2 separate regions of the Homo sapiens genome follow, and region 1 is linked to region 2. Evidence: read pairs that join two places in POLR2A ChIA-PET (ENCODE). Cell type or tissue: PC-3. All regions are shown on one strand. Each heading gives the region's core, and the rest is flanking DNA. Links, peaks and the distances in the headings are about the cores only.

Region 1 (8,370 bases), core at 2,273-4,772, 180 kb after region 2:
GTTTTGTATTGTTTTCCTAAAGGCCCACGAGCTGCCCGGAGCCGACTGTGAGCTTGAAAGACTCTGCCTGACACTTTCCACTTCCTGCTCATCCTCCAGTTCCAGGATGTGGATGGGGTGAGAGGATGAGAGACTTCCTGCACCCCCAGAGCCCAGGCCCGGCTGACCCACGCGGGAGGAGGCTCTGTCCAGCGGAGCCAGGAGGAGGAAATCTTGCTTCCTCTTCTAAATCACCCAAGAGGTGGTGCAGAGGGATGTGTAGGAAGTCAGTTCATTGTTGTTGAAGTCACAGTCTGTTTCTTAAACATGGGGATAGCAACTCCGATTACATTCAAGCTGGGAAGAGGAGGGAAGTTGAAGGAAAGGTTTCCTCAGTCACTTGGACAAGCGGCTGCACCACAGGCCCTGCTACTGGCTCAAGAAGGCCACTTGAAGCTCTCAGCCACAAAATCCAGAAACCAGGCACCATGAGAGCATTGCCCTCCCATAACCAAAGGCCAAAACCGCCCCATTTCCATTTACTCATTGCCAGAAATAAGCAGGAAAAAAAGGTCTAGTTTTGAAAGCTGTTCCTCTGTAGCTCAAACAGGACCATTCAACGTGTTTGGGAGGGGGCCGAGGGAAGGAAGGCATTTTGGTGCCATTGTTAGCTGAAGAAAAAACACTCACACTATAAACATGTATAAATGGCCTGGGTAACTTCATTGCCCAAGATCCTGTTGAAAACTTTTACTCATTACTCTTGTTATTGTTATTATCGGAGACATTCCCTCCTACACATCCTTCCTTGCTCCTGGCAGGAGACAAATCTTGATCAAAAGCAAAGAATGTTCAATCTCCCCTTCCAATTAGTAAGGATGGGGCTGCCTGGGATGAAGGGGAAGGCAAGGCTGTCAGAGCCGCTTTCCACCGTTAGTAATGAATGGGAATTTTTATAGGCATTAGCTAAGCAGAATAACTTAATCCAAATAGTGACTTCAGAAGTGAGGATCAAGATTACGGTGTCCTCGCACCTCTGCTTCCTAAGGTGCTGGGATTACAGGTGTGGGCACTGTGCCCTGCCTGAGGATTTTGATTGTGAAAACTGGGAGGAAATGGCATCTAGAGCTGGGCCTTGAGGGATAAACCTTGATATTTGATCTCGGATGTTCATTGTTGGCAAAATAAGGTTGGACCAAGCCCTGATTTAATGGGAAAAAAATGCAGACCCCGTTTTCAATTGCCCTACTTATAGTATGACCTCTTTAAAGTAAATTCCAGAGACCATTCAGTATGTTGGTATATATGGTATCCTCTGTCTGTGTGGGTTTGATAGGAAGCAGGTTTTCAGTATTTATTTGATGAAAAAACATTCCTAAATTTCTCTTCATAGCTTTCTTTTCTTCCTTTATTTTTTTCTTTTTTAAAGAAATGGGGTCTTGCTGTGTTGCCCAGGCTGGCCTCAAACTCCTAGGCGCAAGTGATCCTTGTGCCTTAGCTTCCTGAGTAGCTGGGATTCCTGGAGTACACCACTGTGCCCAGCTTGCTTTTCATAGCTTCCTAAATCATGGGGCTTGTATCTCCTTCTCAGAAGTCACTATCTGGATTAAGTTATTCTGCTTAGCTAACGCTTAGTTTGAGACCAGCCTGGGCAACATGGAAAACCCCCATCTCTACAAAAAATACAAAAACTAGCCAGGTGTGATATCATGCACCTGTAGTCCCAGCTACCTGGGAAATGGAGGTAGGAGGATCTCATGAGCCCAGGGAGGTCAAGGCTGCAGTGAGCCATAATCACACCACTGCACTCCAGCCTGGATGACAGAGTGAGACCCTATCTTAAAAAAAAAAAAAAAATCATCTTTTCTTGGTGATCCCACAACATCTCCCTCATCTATTTCAATACATGTTGCCTTTGGAGTCAGATGAAATTACATTCCAACTCTGCCTCTTATAAGCTCTGAAACTTTAAGCAAGCTTTCTTTTTTTAATTTTTATTTTTAAAGTTTTGGGGTACATGTGCAGGTTTGTTACATAGGTAAATGTGTGCCATGATGGTTTGCTGCACCTAGCAATCCATCACCTAGGTATTGAGTCCAGCATGCATTAGCTATTTTTCCTAATTAAGCAAGCTTCTTAATAATCTATGTAAGGCTCTGTTTTATCAACTGTAAAAGGTCCATAATAATATAACTTACCTAATTCATTTTTCAAACACATATTTATGTGCCATGCACAATTTTAGTTACTGAAGACAAACAATGAACGAAAGAAGCAAAAAGTCCCTACTCTCATGCAGCTTTCATTCTAGAGGAATTATAGTGAGATGAAGCTAGATAAGGCATAAAGAGAGCTCAGCCCGGCACATAATAAGCACTAAATAAATGTTTCCTTGATGGATTATTAAACCAATAAATAAGTGGATAAATGAAAAATGTGAGAATTGTGGACAAGCCTTTCAAGGTGAAAGCACAGCCTTTATCCTGTTGATGCTCTGGAAATATTTATCCACTCTGAGAGTATTTCCTGCAACCTTTTTGTAGGGAGTACAGTAATTCACTTCTAAAGACTGGAAATTAAAGAAAGATTGTATTCTGATATTTAAATTAAAAGTCACACCCAAAGCAAGAAAAGGAAGACTTATTCTTCAGGTTGGTAGACATAAATCTTTCACCCTTGAAGCCCAGGGTTTTGGGGAGAAACACAGCACAGTATTTCTGATCTAGTGTTTTTTGAGATGAGTGCTGGAGCCAAGAAATTAGAAAATCCTCTTCCATCTCACGTGCAAGCGGAGAGAATCTAGGACATTTTGTTGATGTTGTTTTTCTCTAGAGACAGGGTCTCACTCTGTTGCCCAGGCTGGTCCCAAACTCCTGAGCTCAAGTGATCCTTGGCCTCCCAAAGTGCTGGGATTACAGTGTCGAGCCCCCGCACCCTGCCAAGGGCGTTTTGATATCTGCAGTGGTCCTTCTACTTCATCCTGGCCTCTCCCACTGGGGCCCGTTTCCATCTCCAGGATCATCCCTCATCAGTGGGTCTCTCTTTTCATTGACGAAGTGGCCAGGGTGTGGAGAGTCGCCTTCCTTTTAACCAACTCCTTTTCTGGTGCCAACTCCCATTTGGAGGAGAGGCACAAGGAACTATTTGTGCAGGGAGTGGCTCGGCCTTCCCTTTCAGCTCCTGCAGCCACCCCCTCTTCCTCTGATCTTTACCACCTAATTCCCAGCAGCTGGCTTTGTTGCCGCAACAAGTGGTAACTCTTTCTTAATGTAGCGCAGAGGTGTCTGTAGGCAGCCAAGCATGGGACACTGCTGGCCACAGCTGGCTAAATGTGGTTTTAGAGACTTGTTTGTGCCCCTGTGTGACTAATACTTACCTACCGGCTGGCTGGGATGAGACCTCTCTCCTACTCATCTGGAACTTGGCACACGATCCACTGGCTTCCCAGCCACTGCCAAACTCAGTCACAGGCGAGGCAGAGGGACGGGGTTTGGGTGGAACCGCACAGCAGAGCCCCCAGAGGACAGCTGGACGATTAAGCCAGGGGCTCAGAGACATTCGAATGTGTTCCTCTTTGGAGGTTTTACACCCTCCCTGCTGATTGGGGTAGCTTATGGGTGGTCCAGGTAAAACATGGCAAATAGGAAGATGCTTAACATTCTCATCTAGCTCAGCACGTCTTTGTCTATTTGCGAAAGGATACTATGGTTTTAAAAGATTCAGTTTAAATTGGTCAAGAGCTTAGAATGATGTGCAACACATAACGGGCTCTGAAATTGATCAAATAAGTAAATAAATCAATGAGTGAGAGAATGGGTGGACTAAGACACGATGAAGGAACAGGGAGGCAGACAGTCTCTGTATTCTAGGAATTTACGCAGCTGATACCCTCCAATCCCATAAAACTGCTCATGAACAGACCATATAAATTACAGTATATCTGTGTTAGGGAATACAACACCATGTGGCTGTTTAAAAAGATAAGGCATCTGTATACATATGGATATGAAAAATAGCTGAGGTCTACTTTGTGTAAAAAACAAAAGCTGGAGAGAGAACAGTATGGATAACATGCTATCATTTTTGTAGGTAAATTTTTAAAAATATATGTTTGTAAATGCGTAAACTATCTAGAAGATAACGGCATAAATGGTAATAGTGGCTGTGTCTGAAAGGAACAATTGGTGGCTGGGGGTTCAGAGATAGATGAAGACGTTCTTCTCACTGTGTACCCTTTTATACCCTGTATAAAATTTTAAATTTTGCACCTTATATGTGTATTATCTATTCAAAAAAAATAGTAAATTAATTTTTATTAATAAAAAATAAAATTGAAAGACTAAGGTAGATCTGTATCTTCAGAAATAAACAGATATCAGTCATATATTTAAAATGAAAAAGAAGGCCGGGCACAGTGGCTCACGCCTGTAATCCCAGCACTTTGGGAGGCCAAGGCGGGCAGATCACCTGAGGTCAGGAGTTCAAGACCAGCCTGGCCAACATGGCGAAACCCCATCTCTACTAAAAATACAAAAATTAGCTGGGCATGGTGGCGGGCACCTGTAGTCCCAGCTACTCGGGAGGCTGAGGCAGGAGAATCGCCTGAACCCAGGAGATGGAGGTTCTGATGAGCCAAGATTGTACCACTGCACTCCAGCCTGGGTAACAGAGCAAGACTCCGTCTCAAAAAAAAAATAAAATGAAAAAGATATCACACAAAAGAAGTATGATACCATTTCTGTTTTTTAAAATACTCTGCATGTGTATGTGTGAATGCATGCATGTGTGTGTATGTTAAGATCTTTAAAAAACAGTTGTGAGAAAGGGATAGTGATGAGGCGCTCACTTTTTGTTCTGTATATTTCTGTATTGTATAAAGGCTTTATAATGTGTGTTTAGGAATTAATAATATAAGTAAACAAATTAGCTTTATATGTACTGATCAGTAATGATCTCTTAAGATACAGTGTTAGGTTAAAAAGCGAGGAACAAAACAGTGTATATATTATGCAACCATTTGTGTAGGAAATCGCCCATGAGTGTAGACATTTTCTGAAAGAGTTTATGTCCATCTGGCATCACTGGTTCCCTTGGTGGAGGGAAAAATTAATTTGGAAAATATAGAGCTTCCTTATTAGACTAGACTATGTCAATGAGATTGAAAGCCTACAAGAAATTGGAAAACCACATTTTATTTTTTTCAACACATGTACACAGGATTCTCACTGTAGAACATTGTTTTCATGGGAGACAGTGCTCAGCCGCACCCACAAAGACACCCCCTCAAAAGATCAGACACAGCTCCTCTCCCAATCTCTCTGCAGTCATCATCCTACCAACACCGAGCCCAGAGGCCCCACCCTGCATAAAATAATATTGAGGCTGGATTAAAATCAAACTACCGCACTATTGGCTCAAATTCTTAACGCTCAAGAATTACTTGTCAACTGCCTACTCTGCAACACTGCCAATACCCATCCCCATTTGTCTCTTAAATATGTCAGGATCATAGACATAGAGGCTCATTTTTTAAAAAATCAGATTAGTATAATGTGATGGATTGCTTATTTTTAACTCTACCTCCTTCAAACCACAGAGAGTGGGTAGAGGGTACATTCTGTCAGAAATTCCCTTCCTCTGGACAAAGTCACAATTTTATGTATAAATAAACAATTTGTCTAGATGTTTAATGGGTAGCTCCTAAAATAACTCTAAAATATCCCTAAAACTGGACCGGGTACAGTGGCTCACACCTGCAATCCCAGCACTTTGGGAGGTCGAGATGGGCAGATCACATGAGGCCAGGAGTTCAAGACCAGCCTGAACAACATGGTGAAACCCTGTCTCTGCTAAAAATACAAAAATTAGCTGGGTATTGTGGCACATGTCTGTAATCCCAGCTACTCCGGAGGCTGAGGCATGAGAATCGCTTGAACCCAGAAGGTGGACGTTGCAGTGAGCCGAGATCATCACCACTGTACTACAGCCTGAGTGACAGAGTGAGACTCCGTCTCAAAAAAATAAAATAATAAATCCCCAAAATTAGCCAAAATTTTCAGAAGTCCCAGAAGAATGTCCTGTCTGTTCACTCCCTGCTACCCCAACCCAGGCTCTGGAGGCCCTGGCTGCGGCTCAGCCCCTCCTCTTCACCAACTCCTCCCTCCCCTCCACATCAGCACCACTGACAAATGGGGCGACTCATGGTTCACCCCAAATACCTGGCACTTCTGCCCATACCATCCCGATTGCTGGAAGGTCTTCCCCCCTCAGCTAACAATCTGAAGCCTGCAATGAAGACCAGCCTAAGCCCAGAGACGTTCTTCTTTTCCTAACCACCCCATCCTAGACAGCGCTCTCGTCTTCTGCATGGTAGGTCTTGCTATGATATCAACTACTTCTTTGGCAATTCACGGTGCCCTGTCCTGGGAGAGATGACTCTTCTCTTGTGATTTCCATGACTCTTTCATTTACTGGTATTAACTAGAACGAGAAAGACCCAGGGCTTACAAAGGAAAAAGAGAAGTCTGGGCTGGCAGGACAGGAGGTGGGTTTTGGGCAGAATCATGTCCAGCTTGACAGAAAAGACAGAAATTGAGTTGGAGATCCCAAGGCCTTGACACTGCCTTCCTGTCAAGGGGTAAGAACTGTGGCGATGAGAGGGAGGGGAGAGAGAGGGGGCAGTGTGTGCCACCAGCTTCACCTGCCATGGTTGCCTCCAGCCTTGTCAAAACTCCAGAACCCTGAGCACTGGTGTGGGGTCTAGTGGCAGAAATGTCAGTGCTTCCCCTCCAACCCCCAACTTCAATGTGCTTTCAGTTCCCACAGCCAGCACCCAAGGCTCTGCTCTGGAGGACTTCCAGGGCTGCTGGAGCCCCTTTGTCCAGAGGGCAGAGAGCCGAAGAGCCTGAGAGTTCTTTCCCCAGGGTAGGTCCAGTGACCGACAGGTGCTAGGAGAATTCTGAATCATCCCTAATAGTTCAGGACTCTTCTGCAAAAATCAAGCTGAAGCTGCCCTCTGTGGGGACTGATGGCGGCGGTATCTCTTTCCCTCCTGCTCCTCCTCCTCCCTTACCTGGCTCCTTAATAAGCTACTGGCATGCGAGTCCTTCTCTGAGGGTCCATTTCTTCGGAACTTCATCTAAGATGGTGAAGTGGGGGCTAGAGAAACATCCTTGGCACATCATGAAGGCAAGTGACGTGGGGGGTGTGTGTGTGTGTGTGTGTTTAATTTCCAAAAATACCCAAGTTCCTTGGTGCCTTGGGAGTGGTGGCAACACTAGGAGATGCAAGCTAACAAGGTGGTGATTTGACTTCTAGAATACTCATAGTTCATAGTTCATTGGCTAAACTGAACCATGAGCAACCTAGGTCAAGGGCCAGGCATTAGGCTTGCCCTGTAATCATCATTAACACATTCTGGATGCTCACTATGTGTCAAGCACTGTGACCATTCTCTCTTTTTTCTCTTTCCTTGAAGTAGCCTCCACATTATAGATTAGGAAGCTGAGACTCTGAGAAATGAAGTACTTTGCCCAAGGAGACACAGGAAAAACCAAGCCTGCTTTTCCCACTGTGTGCATGTCCACGTGATTCCAGACTCTGCGTCGCTCCTGGGCCCACCCCAGGACCTTGGAGATCAGGCTCACTCCAAACTCGCTACTGATTTCTCTGAATGGAAGAATCCTCAAAATAACCAGAAAGTTCTAAGCAGATTGCAAAGCAAAATGACCTATTTCACTAAAATCTTAAGTAATCTAGTAGGGGCCAGGAGAGTGTTAAAAACAGTTTTGTTGTAAGATCATCGATTTCCTCCATCCCTGCCCTCCACCTCACCTAAATAGGCACAGTAGGAAATACGTCTGAGGTCTCTATGGTTGACATGACTTAAACTTTAACTTTAGAACTTCCCCATTTTTCCCTAGTTATGTATGAGTTTTACCTTCTTTCCTTCTGCCCTTCACAATAGGCCAGGTGAGAATTTTTATAGAAATGTTCTTTGTACACTTATAAAAATTGAGGGGGAAAAAAGTGAACACTGAGCTTTTCTGGGTGTCAGGAAATGGTATCTATCTTATAAAACCAAACTCAAAACATATTGTGGGTCTTATTAAGAAACAGTACCCACACCTGTAATCCCAGCACTTTGGTGGCCGAGGCAGGCAGATCACTTGAGGTCAGGAGTTCGAGACCAGCCTGGCCAACATGGTGAAACCCCGTCTCTACTAAAAATAAAAAAAAATAGCCGGGCGTGGTGGTACATACCTGTAATCCCAGCTATTCAGGAGGCTGAAGCAGAAGAATCACTTGAACCTGGGAGGCAGAGGTTGCAGTGGGCCAAGATCGCACCACTGTACTCCAGCCTGGGCAGCAGAGTGAGACTCCATCTCAAAC
Region 2 (8,370 bases), core at 3,254-5,753:
ATCCAAATTATTAACTAAAGATGTAACGTGTTTTCTCTACTCCCAACCGCTCTCCAAGAAATGTCTTGACTTGCAGCTGCTACCAGAAAGAAAAAGCGAGAACGCCGGTGGCGCCTTCTCACGGACTCTATCAGAGCATGGATAGATTGTGTGCCCTGGGGGGCTGATGTGGACAGGAACACCAGGTTCTCCCTCGTTTGTTCTTTATCTGTACTTACTGCACGTTTTTCTGCCATGGACTTTTTATTATTCTAAATTGTGAGTGAGATAATAGTTGGTTTCTCAAAGTGCAAAGGCTAAACCTACTGATAAACTTCAGCCGCTACCAAAGGATAAACGCCACCCAAACTGCCAAAACAATCATGACCTCACTTCCTGCATGGAGTCTGAATGCTTCACCAGAAACTCAGAGAACCCGGCAGGCAAGGCTCTGGCACGGGTCACAGGCAGAGATCAATGAGTCATCCAAGCCGTTCCTTGGCCAATTCTTTTAAGGAAGGAAGATATGGAGCAAGTTATTTTGCTCCATCTCCCGTATCACTACTTGTGTCTCGGGAGACTTTGCTATCATCAAGCCTTTCAAAGAGATGAGTTTGATTCCCACTGTTCCTACCAGTAAAATTTACTTGTGGGATTTTCTAAAAGTCTGGGCCAAACATCAAACAACTTAGACGTTCCTATCCTCCCCAACGAATGGATTTTCAGGTCTGGTGTGAAAAACCTCCATTTGGGGCCAGGCATGGTGGCCCATGCCTGTAATCCTAGCACTTTGGGAGGCTGTGGCAAGCAGAACACCTGAGTTCAGGAGTTTGAGACCAGCCTGCCCAACATGGCAAAACCCCCGTCTCTACTAAAAATGCAAAAATTAGCTGGGTGTGGTGGTGCATGACTGTAATCCCAGCTACTCAGGGGGTTGAGGAAGCAGAATTGTTTGAACCCAGGAAGCAGAGGTTGCAGTGACCTGAGATCGTACCACTGCACTCCAGCCTGGGAGACAGAGCAAGGCTCCATCAAAAAAAAAAAAAAAAAAGTCCTCCATTTGGGGTGTGGTGGTGCATGCCTGTGGTCCCAGCTACTCCAGAGGCTGAGGTGGGAGGATCACTTGAGCCCAGGCAGTCGAGGCTGCAATGAGGCATGATCACGCCACTGTAATCCAGCCTGGATGACAAAGTGAGACCTTGTCTTAAAACAACAACTGAAAAAACACCTCCATTTGTATAATAGCCAGACCAGAAAAGGATACATTTAATTTGCAATACTAATTAGAGTTTTCTAAGATGAATATTTAAGACTTCCTGAAAGCATTGGCTTGGGAGTTTCTGAAGGTCTGAAAAAAAACCAGTAGCATTTGTGCGATTCTTGAAGTTCTAATGGTCCTAAAACAGATAAAACCGTTCCCAATGCCCGATGGGCTGTCAAATTGCTCCAGGGAAACGGAACAAATATTGTTGGAAGGGCCACGATGGAACAAGTCTTGTTGGTTCTACAGACACAAAGTTACTAAGGCCTTGACCTATCTGTGATTCTCAAACACAGTGGGAAGGACTAAAAGAATGCACAGGATCCGAGGGAAGCCCAGAGGAGAGCCCTGAGCCCAGCCCCGCCTTGGAAAACAGGGTCTGGAAGGGCTTTTCACGGTGGGCACCCTGACTGGGTTTTAGAAGGCAAGTAGGAATTAATGAATCCAGCTACAGTGTAGCAGGATAAAAGGAAATTAGAAATTGAAATGAGAAGGCCTATGTTTAAGACATGATTATTGTTATGTACTGAACGTTTGTGTCCCTCCCTCATCACTCATATGTTGAAGCTCTAACCCCCAATGGGATGAGACCTTGGGAGGTAATGAGACCTTGGAGATGGACCTTTGGGAGGTAATGAGAGTTACATTAGGTCTTGAGGTTGGGTCCTGCATGATGGGATTTGTGACTTTATAAGGAGAGGAAGCACCCACTGAGGAAGGGTCATGTGAGGACGCAGCAAGAAGGTGGCCCTCTGCAAGCCTGGGAGAGAGCCCTCCCCAGCACCCAACCCTGCCGACATCCAGATCTCAAACTTCCAGCCCCCAGAACCATGAGAAAACAAATGTGTGTTGCATAAGCCACCCAGGCCATGGTATTTTGTTATGGTTGCCTAAACAGACTAATATAATTTTTCTCCCTTATTACCTGTGTAACCTTCTTAGAGAAAATAACTTTATGTTTCTAAAACTGTTTCCATTTTATAAAATGGTGATGCGAATACCTAGTTTGCAGCATTGTTTAAAAGTTAAATGAGATAGTATTTCCATTCCAGCCAGAAACTGTGTGCCCATGACCTGGGGATGAGAGAGACTGAAGAACTGAAATCTCACCATCCTAAAACAGATCTGTTTGCACTTTGATCATTTCTTAAATACAAAGATTTCTCCCAATGACTGCATACATTTCATGTGGTAGTGTTGTCTTTCTTCTAGAAATCTGTTATTAAACATTATTGTCTCTTCAACAAATGGGATCTTAGAATCAGGGAAATATCTGGTCATGGTTTTGCCTGGAACAAGGAGCAAAGAGAGACCAGGCTGTGGCAGGAGAGGGGGCTGCAGAGGTAAGCATGGGACATAATTCATGGGGGCAGCCAGGCTTGGAAAAGAGCAAGGACAGGATAGAGTTTATACGTTGGTAGCTGGGAAGACAGGCTGAAGGCTTGGGAGTCTTACGGAGGCAGGAAAACACGTGGTGCAAATAACTGGAGCAAGAGTCCAACAGACCCAGTGCAGACAGAAAGTGGTCATTTGAACATGGGAATTCTCATATGGGGGAGTTTTGGGGAATGCATGGAACAAGCATAGCCAAGAGGGTGGCTGGTTGAAATGGAATCCAAGTAAAGGTCACTGGAGTCAAGGGGGTCAGGAAAATATTGTCTGGAGTGTTGGACCCATGTGTACATTGGCCTTTGATGTTCTGCAAGATGACAGGACACAAAGTGCAGAAGGCTGCTGCCAAAGCCTCCACAGCTTCTTCTCCTGAGTTGCTAACATGGGTGAGGGGTACCACTGTCTACCCAGTGATCCAAGCCAGGAACCTGGTATTCATCCTCATTTTCTCCCTCCCCTTCACCCCTCCATCCCACCAAGGAGGCCCCTCACTCACAGTGGCTACTTGTACAGCAGCTCTGCACCTCTTGCCAAAGGAGAGGCCTCACAAACACTGGCTGTGAGCTTGTGTGGTGAGGCCATGCAGGCCTTGTGGAGTCTTGACTCTTCCTTTTGTAGCTTGGTCAATGAGGGCTGTTGACCCAAGCACTGGGCTTCATCTGCTTCACTTGTAAGAGAGGATAATAATTGTACCTGCCTCAGAGGTAGTCGTGGCGGATTATGAGATTACACAAACATGGCATTGTGTGTGCATGTTGCACAGCCTGGCATACAGGAAGTGCTCACTAGGTGCTAGCTGTTGATGAGGTGGTATTAGTGGTGTTTTAGAATGCAGAACCAAACACAGGAAAACCCAGTTCTTCTTTGGTGGTAACAGAGGAAGAATGCATATCTCAAGTCAAAACTTAAGTGTAGTAAGAAGACAGTACAAGATTGAATATAAAGAACGGTGGGAATTGAGGACTGAACAGACAGAGGGGACCTTTGAGAATTCACTGGGGGTGGGAACTGATGTCAGCCCACATGGGAACCCTAACAGATGGGAAACAGAAAGGTTTGGCCAGCAGGGCAGAAGGATGGAATTCATGTGCCCTCTGGAGACCCTGTCCAGGAAGGGTGGAGGGGGTAGTGGACCACCGCTACTGCCCAGCCTGAGCAAGCAGAGGGCCCAGAGGCAGGGTGAAGCCCAGGGGTCTTTCAGGCTTCCTCAAACCAGCTCATGTGGAGGAGTCCTGGGAAAGCTGGAACTCGAAACACTGATGCCAGCGTCCATGAAGCATTGTGGGGACTGGTGAGATGAATGGGCTCTGCACCACAAAGTTACCAGGGAATTCTCAGTGTCTACAAGCACTCACTTGGTGTTTGACATCCCGAATTTCCTCAGCTCCATCTTGTAAAATTTTCCACACATTCCTTTTCTGAAATTGGAACATGTCTTGTTGTGGTTGTTTTCTTTGTCCCCAAAATGCTATGCATTCAGTCCATAGTGCTACCATTAATGGCACCATAGACCCAAGGAAACACAAAATGTCTCATGATAGTATTGGTGAATGAAATAAGAAATGCTAGTTAAACTTCTTACGTAACCTTATGGTATTTGACCTGTAAGTCACTTACTCTGATGCATGCTAGGAAAAGTAAATACTCTGACCAATGATACACGATGCAGCTCATTACCTAGGGAAACTCACGTTCAAATAAATTGATTGGGAGGTTACACACAGTCAGGAAATTGGCTCATTGGAGGTAATCATAGCTGAGGCCCACACTGCCTGGCCAGCTGGAGTGGATGTCTGACTGCTCCCAGCCCAGGGCAGCCTTTCCAGTAAGCCCTTCTGAGTATCTCCAAGTTCAGTGCTCAAAAGCTTTCCACATTCATCCCGAAGCCTTGACAAATGTGCCTTTGCTTACTGAAGCTTCCAAAAGAAAAGGTTACATGAAATCTGAGTGGAATACAAATAGTTCTTCCTTTCAGGGACTTCATTCTCTGGGAGCTCATGTCAGAAAACGAACTTCCTCCGTGACCACTAGGGAGCTCCCATTGGTGTTTGGTGTTTTAATGGCTGGAGACGTCCCTTAGGTTCCCTCTATCATTTCATATGATTGCATCTATATTTAATCAGTTTTCACCATGTTCCTGGAAAGGCATTTAACCGGCTGCCAGCAGACTCCTCCTCCTGCTCCCCTGCACCATGAAGTCAGTTGGCAGAGCCCTTCATTCAGCCCCAGGGCTCGGTCACCCTCCCTGCATTCTCTGCTGGACAAGCCTGGCTTCTCCTCATGTGTTAACTCCTTGTTCTGAGAGGGGTTGCTACCTTTCAAAGCTTACCTACATAAAGTCACTCATACCCTTTTCATGCATAGGCTGACCAAGCCAAATATTTAAAAAGAAAAAAAATTCACAGAGGCTAGCACGGTTCAGGAAATAGAAGACCCTGAGTAGAAATGAAGTGAAACACAATGAATCCTGGCTGAGTCTGCAAATGGGATTGTGTTGCAGCAGGGAGACGCAGCCCCACAGAAAAGGAAAATCAATTTTCATTAATGATTTTGAATGTGCTATTGGCCTTGGGTTAATTATTTATTTGCATGAGGGTTTAGATTTATCTCACGGATATGCCAGATTATTTGAAAGGGTTTTAGTGTCTTTGACCTATGCTCAATGAATCCTCTTGACCCATATTTTATTTCACATGCAAAAACAGTAGGCAGTATATTGGTCATTTGTTTTCTAGTTTATTCATGATTTCAATCAACTAATAATTAATGAGGCTCTGTACTGGATGCTATTCTAGGTTCTGTGAATAAAACTATGAACAGAGCAGGCAATGTTCCTACCTTCATGGAGCTTAATATTCTAACAGTGGGAGGGACAGGTAAGCAACAAATAAAAAATGAATGTGAACCCTTGATAAGATGCAATGAAATGGCACTTTACCTCTGTGCTCTGTCTCCAAAACACCCACAGCTCCAGTCTAATCGTGAAAAAAAAAAATCAGACGAATTCCAATAGAGGAGCATCCCACTCCTCAAAAACGTCAAGGTCATCAAAACAAAGAAAGTCTGAGAAACTGTCACAGCCAAGAGGGGCCTAAGGAGCCAAGACAAGTACATGTAATATAGTATCCTGGGTGGGATTCTGGAAGAGAAAAGGACATTGGGTAAAAGCAAAGGAAATCTGAGTAAACTATGGGCTTTCATTAAATTTTTAAAAATGAATGTGTCAGATAGTGATCAATGAGGTAAGGAAAGTGAGAAGGAGGAGGTTAAGGAGCAACAGTGTCATGGGGGGCTGTCTCGGCCAGGGAAACTCACTGAGGAGCGGACAGCTGTGGTGCAACTTGAATGTTGGGAAGGCACCAATCTGCCAAGCAGGAAACTGCATCTGAGGAATGGGAACACATGGAAAAGGCCCTGAAGGAGGAATGAGCTGTTGTGTCCAAGAAACACACAGAGGTCTTGTGTGGACAGAACCTCGCAAGCAAGTGGGAGAATGGTACCAGACAGCACTGAAGACAGGGACTAAATCGTGAATGGTTTTCTAGGTCAGGCTAAGGAATTTAAATGTTATTCAAAGTCATTGGAGAGTTTTAAGCAGAGAAGTGGCATGATCTGATTTATCTTTGAAAAATATTACTCCAACTGCTGTGCTCAGAATAGATTGTATTAGTGGTTGTCTGAGGCTGGGGAGAGGAGAAAATGAGAAATGATCATTTACTGGATACGGGGTTTTGCGGGGGTGATGATAATGTCCTGGAAGTGGATAGTGGTGATGGTTGTGGAACGTTGGCAATATACTAATAACCACTGAATTATACACCTTAAAATGATTAAAATGGTAAATTTTATATTATGTAAATGTTGTCTTAATTTAGAAAAAGAACTGGCTGTAGAAGTTCAGGCAAGCATGAAGGGTGGTAGTTTAGCTGTGAGGCTATTGCTGTGATACAGGAGAGAATGATGGTGGCTTGGATTTGGGTGACAGCAGTAGGGATGGGAAGAAGTATTTGGATTCAGAGATATTTTGGAAGTAGAGCTGATAGGATGACTTTAGAGATGAGGTAAAGAGAGGAGGTTATTGAGGGAAATTAAGGGTGATGTTGGGACCATATAAAAACATGCCTGACTTTTTCCAGTTTATTTTAAGACATTTTAATGTGGATTTAATATGCTGGGTATTAGTACACTTTGGGCTATAAATAATACAAAGCCCCAACTCAAGCTGGCTTAAATAGTTGGAAATTTAAGTTGGATCTCACACAAGAATCAGTCCAGCAGTGGGCATGGGCTTTATGCTGGAGCAATCGGGAGCTTCGCATGTCATCAAGGGCCCAGGTTTGTGACATCCTCCCACTATGCCACCCTCAGTTTTGCCCTGACAACATGGTCTATGCTCATGGTTTCCAGATGGCAACAGCAGTTCTAGGTGTCACATACAAACAAAACTATGATGAAAGGAAGAAATGGCATCCCATCTAACGTATCCTTCTTAGAAGTGAAGAAAGTGGAAGATCCAGATGACTTCTCAGCATGTTACGTGTCTGTTTCTAAATTAATAGTCAGCATGGGAAATGGGTTTACCATGGTTGGCTTAAACTACCCAGGATTCATTCCCTATACCTGAGGCTGAGGTTCAGTTTTCCCTGAAGTACACAACAATGAGAGGATGATCAGCAGTTCCCTTAAGAAGGGCATAGGGATTGTATGCATGTTGGATAGGCAACTAACAGTATGTACTCCATGGTGGTGAACTAAACATTTTTTTTGTCCAAACATTTGTTCATTATAAATAGGGAGGAGTTGAGAGAATATAAGATATATTATTATATCACCAGAATTTTGTCTGATGGACTTTACTATCTTAAATCTTCATTAGAACTAAAGCCAGCTTGGTGACATGAGCCAGCTTTGGCTACTTGGGAGGCCAAGATGAGAGGATTGCTTGAGCCCAAGAGTTCAAGATCATCCTGAGCAACATAGTGAGACCCTCCCTCTTAAAAAAAAAAAAAAAAAAAAGAAAGAAAAACTAGAGAAAACACATTTTGAATACCACTGAACATTTTACAAGAACTTGAAGTGCCAAGAACCTGAAGTTCCTAGAAAGATTTAATAGAACAAGGAAAAAGTGGGACGTCAAAGGATGGTGTTTAATAATAGCTACCATCATTGCACATTTCTTATGTGTCTGACACTTTTCTACTTAACATAAATTATATCATTTAATTCCCACGATACCTTATAATGAGGTCTTATTAAGACATCTTTACTTTACAAGTGAGGAAATGGAGGTTTAGAAAGTTTAAGGCAAATTGCCAATGTCACAGACAGTAGAGCCAGGACTTGAACCCAGACAGTCTGGCTCCAAAGCGTGCAAGCCTAATCTCTATGCTTCCTACACACTGTGTTCAATCTAGACTTGAAAATTTAAACTTTATAGCAATATTTCTCAAATCAGCAACTCCCCCTTTTGAAAAAACAAAAATGTCCTGCTATCCTCAAAGAGATTTTGATTACTTATCTTTATGTGTGAAATCAATAGGCATTTTCTTTCCTTTTTCATATGTAAAATCGCATCATGAAATTGACTTGCATTTTCAAACTTTCCCCCTTTCCCAGATATTCTGATATGCCTAGACCCCAAAGTAAGTGATCTTCTGGAGTGCAAATCACTCTTCTGGAGCATTTGGAGGGATGCCAAAGGTTTGAGGTTCCAGTGGAATTCTGGTCCTGATGGCGTT

The links. Peaks named below come from ENCODE experiments on the same cell type or tissue, not always from the same donor. Only the 100,000 strongest peaks of a DNase experiment are listed, where the experiment ranks them.
Region 1: POLR2A ChIA-PET joins it to region 2 with 9 read pairs; 1 of 35 experiments calls an interaction of 5 or more read pairs at or near these places.

Annotation. Positions count from the first base shown.
Region 1 is chr18:22,245,717-22,254,086 of GRCh38, reverse strand. The region is part of intron 1 of LOC105372018 (a long non-coding RNA gene); the gene reads left to right. Among named protein-coding and RNA genes, the nearest start is that of GATA6, 80 kb to the right of the region's middle. In PC-3, for the core only: a CTCF peak has its summit at 3,502; a DNase peak (open chromatin) is centred at 3,296; H3K27ac peaks cover 1,031 bases.
Region 2 is chr18:22,424,826-22,433,195 of GRCh38, reverse strand. No RefSeq gene overlaps it. Among named protein-coding and RNA genes, the nearest start is that of CTAGE1, 11 kb to the right of the region's middle. In PC-3, for the core only: no CTCF peak of the experiment used is centred there; a DNase peak (open chromatin) is centred at 4,305; H3K27ac peaks cover 1,290 bases.